Linked DNA regions of Homo sapiens: region 1 is linked to region 2. The links are chromatin contacts, found by Hi-C in ENCODE. All regions are on one chromosome and are shown on one strand. Each heading gives the region's core, a stretch centred on a gene start or an enhancer-like site at or near the end of the contact. The rest is flanking DNA. Distances are from core to core; before and after follow the strand shown.

Region 1 (5,680 bases), core at 597-3,096, 4.5 Mb before region 2:
GGGTCAGGAAGTTGTGGGTGGTTTGTCTCTGCTCCACGTGGCATTAGCTGTGGCAGCTGCAGGTGAAGGATCCACCTCCGAGAGGGTGTCTTCACCCCTCTGCCTGGTGCTAGATGCTCTGGGGGCCCTGGGTGTTGCTTGCTTGGACTTCCTCACAACATGGCAGCTACAAAGCATCTCATGACCTAGCCTTGGAAGTCTCAGGACATCATTTCCACTGCATTCTATTGTTAAGTCCATCACTAGGCCACCCCATATTCAAGGGGAGGGAAGGAATAGACACATCTTGGATGGAGTTTGGGGTGTGTATGTGTGTGTGTGTGTGTGCATGTGTGCATGCCCATGAGGCAGAGGGCAACCTAGGAGGGGCCTGGCCTGGCCACAGCCCACCTTCCAGGTCAGATTGGGAAGGGGCAGGTGGTGGGCAGGAAGTAGAGGAACCTGTGTTTTGCCTCCAGCAAGGAGCCCAGGAAAGCAGCCCGGCCTCGGGGAGCCGTCCCACAGAGACGTCTCTCGGGGAACATCCTACTGGGTAGCAGAGTCTCCAAAAAGTAAAAAGAATCTGACAGCCCCTTCTCTGCCCTTCTCCTACACTCCCTCCATAGCACATGGGTCTGGAAGGGGCTGAACTTGAGCTAACTTTGAGGGCCACCCAGCCACAGTGGCCTGGGAAGACTGACCCAGCTGGGGTGATGAGCAATTTGGCAGGTACCAGGGAAGCTGGGGGACTGCCTGGGGACCACTGGTGTCCTTCCCATCTTTAGCACCAGTCAGACCTCCAGAACCTTGACTCAACCCCGTGGCACCTTGTATACTGAGATGTATTTCCTTGTGGAATATTCGAAGTGCGTGTAAAGGCATCCTGAGGTTTCCTGAGTTTGAATCAGTGAGAAATCATGCTGTGGCCATCATAAATCCACATCCTCCAAGGGGAATGGGCCACTGAAACAAAAATGATTCTCCCCTTAGAGGAACAGACCAAGTCATGTTTCTGGACCCCTAACTCTGAGGCATGAGATGTGAACACACGGGTGGGAGAGTAGGTGCCTGGCCATGTCCTGTCACATCCCGGATGCTCAGTGCATGTGGCTGTGTATGTGTTGTCTTTGACATTTGACCTATTCCAGAAATGGGACGTTCTTCCCTAGACCAGGAGGAAGGGCTCTCTTCTGTTGTATATCTCTGCCCAGGGCTTGCCCGCATGCCTCTGTGTTTGTTTGTTGGCTCATTTGTACCCTGGCCCTTTGTATCCCCAGCCCCACCCCACAGTATCCAGCAGCCAGACACCTGCTATCCCCAAATGCTGCCACAAGCTCAGCACCAAACCTTGATTTCTCCAAAGCCCTTTTACGTCAACTCCTTCATCTCCTCTCTCCCCTTCTTCCCTTCTCTTTCACTCCATCCTCTTCCTTCCTGCTGTCTTGCCTTCCCTCCTTTGTTGCCTTTACTTCTCCTCTTCCCCTTTCTTCCTCCTCCCTTGCTCCTCACTCTTTGTCTCCCAACTATGCGTCTCCTCGTCCTCGTTCCCTGCCTCTGTCTCTGACCCACTGCATCTCTCTCCTGTCTGGCTCTCCCCTGGGTAGTTCCAGAAACATACCCATATATGGCCTCCATGTCAAGGATCACAAATGATGACATCACGTGAGGGCCAAAGCTCCGGGATCCTCTCTGAAGTGAGAGTCTGTATTCGATGCACCCGGAGGAACGGAAGGCAGGATTGCAGCTTCCTCAGTGCAACCTCCAAACAGGAAATCTGAGATGTATAACATCTTATAGTTTGGCTTGTCAACGTTGGTCATGCGGTGGCCCCAAAATAAACTCCCTGCTTCAAAGGACAGCGTTTCAGAACTGCCTGGCAGAGCAGCCAGAAGCTTGGGGCCAGGGCAGAAGGAAAACTCGGGGAGCATGTTCTGAATTAAGACACTTTCAAGAAAATCCTTTGTATTACCCCTGAATTGTACCCTTGTTTCAGAGCCTAACAGGTAATGCATGCTTTCAACTTTCTTATACAGATCTTGCAAAAGATTCTTTGGCTGGTGGGGATTTTCGGCTGCAGTACTTACTGGAAACCGCTTGTAGTCAAACTGTGATGTTGCTTTTCCCTCTCTCTCGTATTTTCTTGAGTTATACAGCACGCTGGTGACTTTCGTTTTGGATGCAATGAACAGAGACTCAGCAATTTGCATGTACTTACCCATTCTTCTGGAGGACTCTGGCTCAGAATATCACTCTGCTGTGCACTTCTAAAAATGGAAATGCAAAAGGACTTATCAATGATGCTATTGTTGGGTCTGTAGGTCTTGGGCGGTATCTGTGTCAGACAAGTGACTTTCAGAAATGCTTTCAGGCCAGGCGCACAGATAGAGGTTTTCATGAGTGGGAGTTAATTTAATGTAGCTGTTGCAGAGTGCCTAGGCATGCACGGTATTGTGGGAGACCATAGCAGCCAAGGTGCCATGTGCTCTGCTTTCAACTGTTTGGGGATTAGGAGAGGAAATGGAGGAATGTTATTTATGTGAGATCCAACAAAGCTGTGGAATGCAGGGATGCAAGAATACCATGCATGTGTGTGCACACGCATATGCATGACACATTTAAGGAGGCCATGGCCTTTGAAAGGATGGGTGGGATGCCTCAGGGTGGAAACAGAGACCTCCAGGTGGAGGAGCAGCTTGGGCAAAGGCAGGGAAGTCAAGGGACCTGGGGTGATGATGGAAAGTGAAATGTGGCTCTGGCAAAGGGTTCTGCATGTGAAAAATGGGGGTGAGGCTAGAAGGGGAGGCCAGAGGGAGAGGCACATCCTTCCAGGCCAAGCAAGAAGTTGGAACACTTTCTGAGAGTTTTTGAGCAGAGGACGGCATGCACATAGCCACATGCATTGAGCATCTGGGATATGAAGGGACACAGCCAGGCACCTACACTCCCACCCGTGTGTTCACATCTCAGGCCCCAGAGGTGGAGGCCCAGAAACATGACTTGGTTTCTGGTGCCTCTAGGTGGAGAATCATTTTCATTTCAGTGGCCCATTCCCCTTGGAGGATGTGAGATTTGGCTTCGGTGGCTCTTCGGGAAGCCAGGGGTATGCACTGGAATGAGGAGGCAAGGAGGCTGGTGACTCCTAGGGAGGGCAGGTAAATGAGGAAGGCCTGAAGCAGGGCAGAAGCTGAGCCCCTGCACAGGACAGGAATGCTCTTCTGAAGATAAGCTTGTTTCGTGAGGCGAGGGCTTGAGGGGGCTCAGAGGGACGCAGGCAGAGCCAGCTGGGGCCAGCACCCCCGCCACAGCCCTGACCTCTGCCTGGGCAGAAGCACCATGAGGCAGACAGTGGCAGATGCTCGAGGCACTTCCAAAACAGTTGGACGGGTCCTGACAGCTGGTGGCAGGCCCATGTGCTGCACAGCGTCCCCAAGAAGCTGGCAGCAGCTCCGCTGGGTGCCATGCTGGTTTGCATCATCTGTTCTTGCACAAACAGGCCGGGTCATGAGTGCCTTGTGGTGGCGGGGGTGGGGGACACTGTCTAACCCACGCACGGTGACCTCACAGTGAACAACAACACAGGCCATACCAGCAAGCCTTTGTTGAGCACTGGCCCAAGCTTGTGTGCAGATTTCTCTCACTGACTTCGGTCAAGGCTACCATGAGTTACAGGTGATCGTTACTCCCATTTTCAGGTCTGGAAACAGGTTATGAGAGCTTAAAAGTCTTGCTTAAGGCTGGACGGCTGCAAGTGTTGGAGTCAGGAATCTGACCTTTTGGTCTGCAAGGTCCACATTCAAAGCCACAGCGTCCTGTGGCCTCTCAAGGTACTGTGGCAGTGGTAAACAGGACCATCGTGCACCCAGGGGAAATGTCTCTGGCACACTCAAGGCATCATAAGGTGCCCGTATATTGTGGACAGGCTAGATCCAAAGAGCCTTCCCAAAGGAGGCACAAAAATATCTCTGGGCCTGCCCAGTGTCCTTCCATTTCTGCGCTGCAGAGGATCAGGCTGCCCACAGGAGCCAGCTGTCACAGGAGTGGCTTGTGTCTGTGGTTCTCTTTCCTTAGCACCATTGTTTGGAATAATTAACGCCCAGGAATATAAATGAAGTTATTAAGAGCTTTGTGGTTGGGAGGAATGTTTTTGGGGAGGTGGTGCTGAAATAAAGGTAAATTGAAATTCCTAAACTATCTGTTTTTTAAAAAGAATGGGACATAGAGGAGTAAAAAAGGAGAGAGGAAAGCAGAGAAAAGAGAAGAGAAAGATTTAAATGGAGGCGGGGTCAGGGGAACTCAGAGGAGAGAGGATAAAAAAGGAAAAAGAACCTCGCCGATTTGGGTGAGATCTAACTTAAAAGATTTCCAGCCAGCCCTGCAGGTGAGGAGGGGCTATGGAGGATTCCCCCTGCCCTGCCTGAGCCTTCCCGCTCTGCTGCCTGGAGTTAAAGCCTCCAGAACCCCCTGTGTCTTCTGCCACTAAGGAACCAAGGTGAGGGTCCGCCGTCTTTGTCTGCCCAAAGGACAGAACAGGGCTAGGCGGGCTGTGCTAGGGCAGGGGTGCTGGGGAGGCTCAGAGGTGGACTGACCAGCCCCGTCCACCCCTGTCACCCCCACCTTTGGTCACTGGCACAGATGGCAGATCCTGGCATTGGTAGTGCCTGGGCAGAATATGGGTCAGGGGCCTGGAATCCTGTGTCCTGAGCTGTGAGTGTCTGAGCCACACAGATGCGGGGAGGGGCCAGCCTCTGGCAGGGCCAGGAGGCAGCAGAAGGGCCCTTCACTCAGGAGGTGGAGACGAAGGTCACCCATGGGCCTGGAGACTCAATAGCTCAGGGGCCCAAAGAAGTAAACTGGAAGCTTGACTTTTGTGGGTGCTTTTCTTAGCTGGTGGTGTGGGCACTGCCGCAGGTAGTGGGCATGTCCTGTGCAGAATGGATGCTCATCATTGCAACAGGGCACTTTCCACATTCAAAAAACCTTCTACAGGGAGGTTTTTCCTGTGTTTTTCCTTCTTCCCTCTCTTCCTCTCACCATCATTCTTGCTCTCTTTTTGGAGTGGCATCCTCAATGTACATCAATAAGTAAATAAATTACCAAGACTTTTCGTTAGGGTCTTAGACTCTTCGGGAGAGATTCACCAAGATTTGGATCAGCAAGAGGCGCTCCATTTCAGATGCAGCCTCAGTCTCCTCCTCTATACAATGGGCACAGAGTGTCTGCTGGCGTGGGAGCAGAGCCAGCTTTGGACAGGTTCAAATCCCTGGTTGTCACCTCCTACAGGGTTATGTAGGGGCAGTCACACCCCTACTCCATACAAAGAGAAGAGCCCTGTCTTGTGGAGTCAGCTGGGGCCTGCAGCCCTGAGCACACCTCTTGAGTCACCTCCAGCAGCCCCAGCCCAGCCTTGGAAGCCCCAAGGCCCTGGCACCCGAAAGCCGGGAGCTTGAAATCAGCATCAAAAGGTCTGAGATGACGCAGCCGGTGGTGGTGGTGGCTGGGGGTAAACTGGAAGCTTGGCCTTTGTGGGTGCTTTCCTTAGCTGATGGTGTGGGTCTGAGCAAAGGCTCAAACTCCTAGCAGCTGTGAGGCCCTAGACACCAGGCCCCAGGGCAGCCAGAGGCTTGAGAGCACTGCCCCCATGGCCAAAGGCCCACCCTGGCTACGACTTGGCCACTCATAGGGGTCAAGGGCAAGGTGGCTG
Region 2 (6,494 bases), core at 2,775-5,274:
ATTCTAGTAGTGGCACCAGGGGAGCTTTCAAGGAAGCATCTGGGGTGGTTTGTGAGGGAACGAATGCTTTGGCTGTCGTACCACAGTCTATCTGGGAGCGCCATGGACGTGGAGATGACGTGGGTGTGGAAGATGGCAGTGAGTTAAGGGAGTATGCTTCTTCTCTGTCTCTCATGTATACAGCTTGGGTGAAGGCTCTGAGGGCCTGTGGGGGTATTGGGCTGCCATTTTTTTTTTTTTTTTTTAAGAGACAGGGTCTTGCTGTGTCACCCAGGCTGGAGTGCAGTGGCACAATCATAGCTCAGTGAAGGCTTGACCTCGCAGGCCCTAGTGATCCTCCTGCTTCAGCCTCATGAGTAGCAGGTGTGCACCGCCCAGCTAATTACAAAAATTTTTTCTGTAGAGATGAGGTCTTGCAGTGTTGCCCAGGCTGGCTTCTAACTCCTGGGTTCAAGCAATCCTCCCCTCCGCAGCCTCCCAAAGTATTGGGATTGTAGTCATAAGCCACTGTGTCTGGCCCCAGGCTGCCTTAGTAAGAGAGTTTTACCCTCTTGTCTAGGATATATGGGGGAAAGTTAATCTGATTAGCAGTACAGTGTATTCAAATTGTGCTTGGCTAATTGTTGAACGTTTATACAGAATTGACTAAGGTTGATCTGTACCTGTAACTATAATAATTCTCTGTAATACAGCTTTTGGAAAGTAGTTCTGGTGTGAGGGTCAGTGGTGTTTCTAAACTGGCAGACAATAACTACCGGAGTGCAAAGAACAAGATACATAGTTTGAAAATGGTTTCTTGTCAAATGTCTGTGCTTTGGAAGCATTACCTTCAAGAGAATCCATCAGATTTTTGTCCTTGTGGTAGTAGGACATTCAAAGAAGGTTTATTTGGTGGTTTGGGAGCAGGCAATAGGGTGAGGATTGGAGAAAAAGGAGATTATTCTGTGAGTTGAAAATGGGTACCTCTACAGCTGCTTGTTCTTCCCAAGGGTTCAGATGGGAGATGGAGATGGACTTGGAGTTCCAGGCCTGTGCTCTGGAGTGATCATGAGCTTCTTAAAAAACCTTTGTGTTTTAAGATTCTGATAAGGCCAGGCACGGTGGCTCACATCTGTAATCCCAGCACTTTGAGAGTCCGAGGCAGGTGGATCACCTGAGGTCACAAGTTCAAGACCAGCTTGACCAGCACAGTGAAACACTGTCTTTACTAAAAATACAAAAAAATTAGCCGGGTGTGGTGGCAGGCACCTGTAATCCCAGCTACTCTGGAGGCTGAGGCAGGAGAATCACTTGAATCCGGGAGGTGGAGGTTGCAGTGAGCTGAGTGAGATCACACCATTGCACTGCAGCCTGGGTAACAAGAGCAAAACTCCATCTTAAAAAAAAAAAAAAAAAAAGGCTTGCGCAGTGACTCACGTCTGTAATCCCAGCACTTTGGGACAGTGAGGTGGGGCTATCATCTGAGGTCAGGAGTTCAAGACCAGGTTGACTCCTGGTGAAACCTCGTCTCTACTAAAAATACCTAAAATTAGCCGGGCGTAGTGGCAGGCACCTGTAATACCAGCTACTCTGGAGGCTGAGACAGGAGAATTGCTTGAATCTGGGAGGCGAGGTTGCAGTGAGCCAAGATGGGGCCATTGCACTCCAGCCTGGGCGACAAGAGTGAAACTCCATCTCAAAAAAAAAAAAAAAAAAATTCTGATAAAAGCACAGTACTGGTGTGTGACCATTGCCCTGGATATTTCAGTATTTTTAGACGTTTGTCCATTTAATGAATATGTCTGTTTCTTTTCTTTTTTTTTTTTTGGAGACAGAGTTTCGCTCTTTCACCCAGGCTGGAGTGAAGTGGCGTGATCTCAGCTCACTGCAACCTCCGCCACCTTGCCTCCTGGATTCAAGCGATTCTACTGCCTCAGCCTCCTGAATAGCTGGGATTACAGGCGCCTGCCACCACGCCTGGCTAATTTTTTGTATTTTTAGTAGAGACAGAGTTTCATCGTGTTGGCCAGGCTGGTCACGAACTCCTGACCTCGTGATCTGCCTGCCTTAACCTCCTGAAGTGCTCGGATTATAGGCGTGAGCCACCGCACCCAGCCTAATTTTTGTATTATGTATTTATTTGTTTGTTTGTTTGTTTGAGATGGAGTCTCGCTTAGTCGCCCAGGCTGGAGTGCAGTGGCACGATCTCGGCTAACTGCAACCTCAGCCTCCTGAGTTCAAGCGATTCTTCTGCCTCAGTCTACCGAGTAGCTGGGACTACAAGCCCGCACCACCACGCCCAACTAATTTTTGTATTTTTAGTAGAGATGGGGTTTCACCAGATTGGCCAGGTTGGTCTTGAACTCCTGACGTTGTGATCTGCCCACCTTGGCCTCCCAAAGTGCTGGGATTACAGGTGTGAGCCACCGTGCCCAGCAATTTTTGTATTTTTAGTAGAGACAGGGTTTCGCCATGTTGGCCAGGCTGGTCTCAAACTCCTGACCTCAGGTGACTCACCCCGCCTCGGCCTCCCAAAGGATTACAGGTGTGAGCCACTGTGCCCAGCCAAATGTGTCTGTTTCTATGTGAGCATTTGTAGGTAATGGTGAGGGTAGAAAGGGTGACTATGATTAGTAGCCCTTGAAAAATGCTATGCAGGCCAGGTGCTCGTTGGCTCACGCCTGTAATCCCAGGAGTTTGGGAGGTCAAGGCAGGAGAATCGCTTGAGCCCAGGAGTTTGAGACCGACCTGGGCAATATAGTGAGACCCCTCTGCCCCATCTCTAAATAAAGAAAAAGAAAATGAAGAATGCTATGCAAAACTCAAACCAAACCAATGCCACAAAACAAAACAAAAACTCCCTCCCAAAAACCCCAAAACTGTGAAGAAGAAGCCTAAGAGGTAGAGATGACCAGCAGAAAGTTACATTCTGTGATCTTGGAAATGAGATCTTGGAGAATAGCAATAGACAGGTGAGAGCAGTGGTCAAGGCGGTGGGGCTGTGCAGGCCAGAGGGACATGGGGATCTTTAAGTTTGCATTTCACTTCTGGCAAATGAGTGAGCTTCTTGAAGCCTTGGTGTCCTCATCTGTAAATGAGGATGACAGCACCTATCCTGTAAGGGTGGTGGAAAGATGGAATAAATAATGCAGGTAAAGCTCTTGGCACGGTGCCTGGCCTGCAGGAAGCTTTTGTTGTTATGCATGTTTTATAATCCTTTGGATCGCAGTCATTGGGTACTTGGTGTTCATTGTTTTGACTCCTGTTGTTCAAGCGCCTTGAATGTCCTCAAGGCAAAATTGACATCACCTTTGGTCCTTCCTAGGAAAATTAGGAGCAGGGTGGTGTTAGGGCCGTCACTGGACATTCCAGGTCTCCCACCCATAAATGGAGAGGTGGAGTCTGCCTGCAAGACACATTGCTAGGAAAAGATGGGACATTTGGCTTAGTTTCAAACCAATATTTCCTTTATACCCTTCCACAGAGAGGTGACAGGGATCCAGTTAGTGGCGAGTTGTGGAGCAGCAGAGACTGCAATGCGATGTTCTTTATGATTTTCCTATTTCTTTGGTTGGAATTGGGTTTTTACATCACATATTGTTTGATTATAAAAAAGCAACAACACAGCCGGGCGTGGTGGCTCACGCCTGTAATCCCAGCACTTTGGGAGGCCGAGGCAGGCGGATCACCTGAGGTCAGGAGTTTGAGACCAGCCTGACCAACATGGTGAAACCCCGTCTGTACTAAAAATACAAAAATTAGCTGGACGTGGTGGCGGGCGCCTGTAATCCAAGCTACTCGGGAGGCTGAGGCAGGAGAATTGCTTGAACCCAGGAGGTGGAGGTTGCAGTGAGCCAAGATTGTGCCATTGCACTCCAGCCTGGGCAACAGGAGTGAAATTCTTTCTCAAAACAACAACCACAGCACTATGCTTGTGTTGGGGCAGTGGATAATGAGAAATCTCTGTACCTCCCACTCAAGTTTGCTGTGAACCTTAAACTGCTCTAAAAAAATAAAACATATCGAAACAAAATAAAAAAACAAAAACAAACAGCTGCAAGAACTCTTGCACAGAGGGTCAAAAGAATGGCTTTTGACTAGCTACAGAAACATGGATAAAAAACATGCTGGCCAGGCGCAGTGGCCCATGCCTGTAATCCCAGCACTTTGGGAGGCCGAGGCGGGTGGATCACCTGAGGTCAGGAGTTCAAGACCGGCCTGGCCAACATGGTGAAACCCTGTCTCTACCAAAAATACAAAAATTAGCCGGGTGTGGTGGTGGGCGCCTGTCATCCCAGTTACTTGGGAGGCTAAGGCAGGAGAATCACTTGAACCCGGTTCAAGTGAAGCTGAAGAAGTTGCAGTGAGCTGAAATCACAACACTGCACTCCATCCAGCCTGGGAGAGAGAGAGAGACTCTGTCTCAAAGAAACAAGCAAACAAAAAAAAATGTGCTAAACACGTAGAGACCAACCACATTGCTGTCAGTAGGTAGTGAAGCACTTTCCTATAAATATTTCAGGACTCTTCTTTCTCTACTTAAAAAAGAAAGATTGCTTTGCATTTCAGACAACGGAAATGACTGGACAAGCCTTTAGGTCATGTGCAAGAAACTGAGAAAACCATTTTCCTTAAATGGAGATGGAGTTTGGCACAGTCTGAGGTTCAAGTTAGAGCCTGGGTCTTAATTTGCCTGCAACGCATGATTTATCATGCCTTTAGCAAGATCCCCGGCCCAAGACCATTCATTTCACCCCTACAATCTCAAGGTGTGTGCAGGGCACAATTCAGCTTTAAACTTTTCTGCTTTTACTTTTGGTTAGGCAGAACCTCCGTCTGGTGGTATTTGAATATGAGTGTTTTCTGTGGCCCTTTTCAAAGTATTCAAAGTGGTTTAAAAATACATAATGTTCAGAGATCTAAGAGCTAACGGAAGTACTTATTTGGGCCTTTTAAAAATAAAAAAATCAATTAAACAGATTTGAGACTCTTAACTCTCGCGATGTCTTCAAAATAGATACTAAGATTAAAGAAAAAAGAAGGCTTGAAAATCATAGGACTACTTATCCACCCAGTCATAATGCTTTTAGTAGTGACAGTAGTAGCAAATAGCACAGTTTATAAAAACAGAAGAGCTAAAATTCTTTATTTAATATTAAACAGGAAACCGAAAGTAGTCTGCAGCAATGTGGTGGGTTTTCAGCAACCTGCTGCTGTGTTTATCTGTGCTGAAAAAGCCTAAATGAAACATTTCTTCTTTGATTGCCTTAAGATTGTAAGTTTGAAGGAAAATCCTTCAAACTGGAATCATGACCACTGGAAGCAGGTTCTGTATGGTAAGGTTTTGAAGCAACCTGTTTCCACCAGAACCAAAGGAAATTTGGAAGCAAATCAAAAACCTCTCAAAGAGTGGAAAAAGCTTTGTACTTTTATTTTGCCTTTGTGCATTGTTGTCATTTATCCAACATGTGCATATGAATATTCTTTCTGAAGACCTGGGCTTCATTTTAAGGTCAGCCTTCAATTTCTAGAGAATATAATTTGCTGCTATTTTTAGAGCATCATGATTGCTTGTAATAACTAATGGAAAAAAACTCAGAGAAATAAATGTGTAACAGCTGTGTCTGCTTAAACTTGATTAAAGGCAGTAAAAAAAAGTAAACAGAAGAACGAATGTGACAATAGACAAGGGGGAGACAAGTATCTCTCTCATTGTGAAAACTTTTACAGGCATAACTTGTTCCACTTTGGAAGGCCAGCGATGTCTGTGTTTAAAGTTTACTTTACTGTTTGTCTTGAGTGGGATCAGTGTTGTAGTGAATAATTTATAGCCAGCATGAATGAGCTCATTAGTCACCTTTTCAGACTTTAAATGAGTTTTGTGGTTGTCATTACTCGAGCCTTCTGTTCAGCCGCGGAGCAAAATGACAGTTTGGCAGTTGTTGCTGGGGCCGCCTGTTCCCCTTCAGGTCTGTGTTGGCTTTTGTATTTCGTTGAATCCTTCCCTGGCTAACCCTTCGCTGGTCCAGGCAGCAACTCTCCCACTTCACATGCCTTTTGCACCCCAAGTTTAAATGAGAAGTTTTTCAGGCTTCAAAAAAAAAAAAATCAGTTGTGTCTGCCAGAGAGAATGGGGGAATGAGGTGGATGAAATGAGCTTTTTCCAGCAACTCCTGGGTATGATTCCCTTTGTGCTTGGTTTGATATTCAAGCTACTCAAAAGCAAAAAGCAAGCCAGTGCGTTGAGAGGCAGCGGAGCCAGGCTCCCACATGGTGCCAGGCGTTTTAGACCGAGGATGTCACTGGAATTTGGAGGGAGAAGGATGTTTCAGGGTAGGTTTGAACTGTTTCAATTCTGAGTATCAGTGTGATGAGGGTAAAGAAACTTGCTACAGCAAATAAATCTGCGAGGCCAGATTTCCACGGACAAAGAAAACTGCATTTTTTCTACAAAGGGGTTGACAGCATGACTTTTCAAGGTCGCAGCCAACACGGAGGTCCAGGATCACTGGGAA

What was found. A loop is a pair of places that touch in the nucleus more often than their neighbours do. Pooled maps may share reads with other maps.
Region 1: a map with no recorded cell type shows a loop between it and region 2 (7-fold over the local background). The contact joins the promoter of ASB2 here to the enhancer-like site in region 2. A Hi-C loop is called at or near these places in 3 of 37 single-sample maps with no recorded cell type and 4 of 50 pooled maps.

What each region holds. Positions count from the first base shown.
Region 1 is chr14:93,972,736-93,978,415 of GRCh38, reverse strand. It overlaps ASB2 (ankyrin repeat and SOCS box containing 2), which reads left to right and starts at 1,846. Exons shown (of 10, transcript NM_001202429.2): 1 at 1,846-1,982. LOC107984663 (a long non-coding RNA gene) reads left to right here. Exons shown (of 4, transcript XR_001750861.2): 4 at 1-991. RefSeq lists an enhancer at 2,794-3,365.
Region 2 is chr14:89,429,125-89,435,618 of GRCh38, reverse strand. It overlaps LOC107984635 (a long non-coding RNA gene), which reads right to left. Exons shown (of 2, transcript XR_001751025.2): 2 at 4,547-6,281. It also overlaps a transcript of FOXN3 not described here. Among named protein-coding and RNA genes, the nearest start is that of FOXN3-AS1, 15 kb to the right of the region's middle. RefSeq lists enhancers at 2,953-3,506, 5,916-6,494. Within about 2 kb of position 4,024, at least 2 of the 41 ENCODE cell types and tissues checked have a DNase peak (open chromatin) inside an H3K27ac peak, as active enhancers do.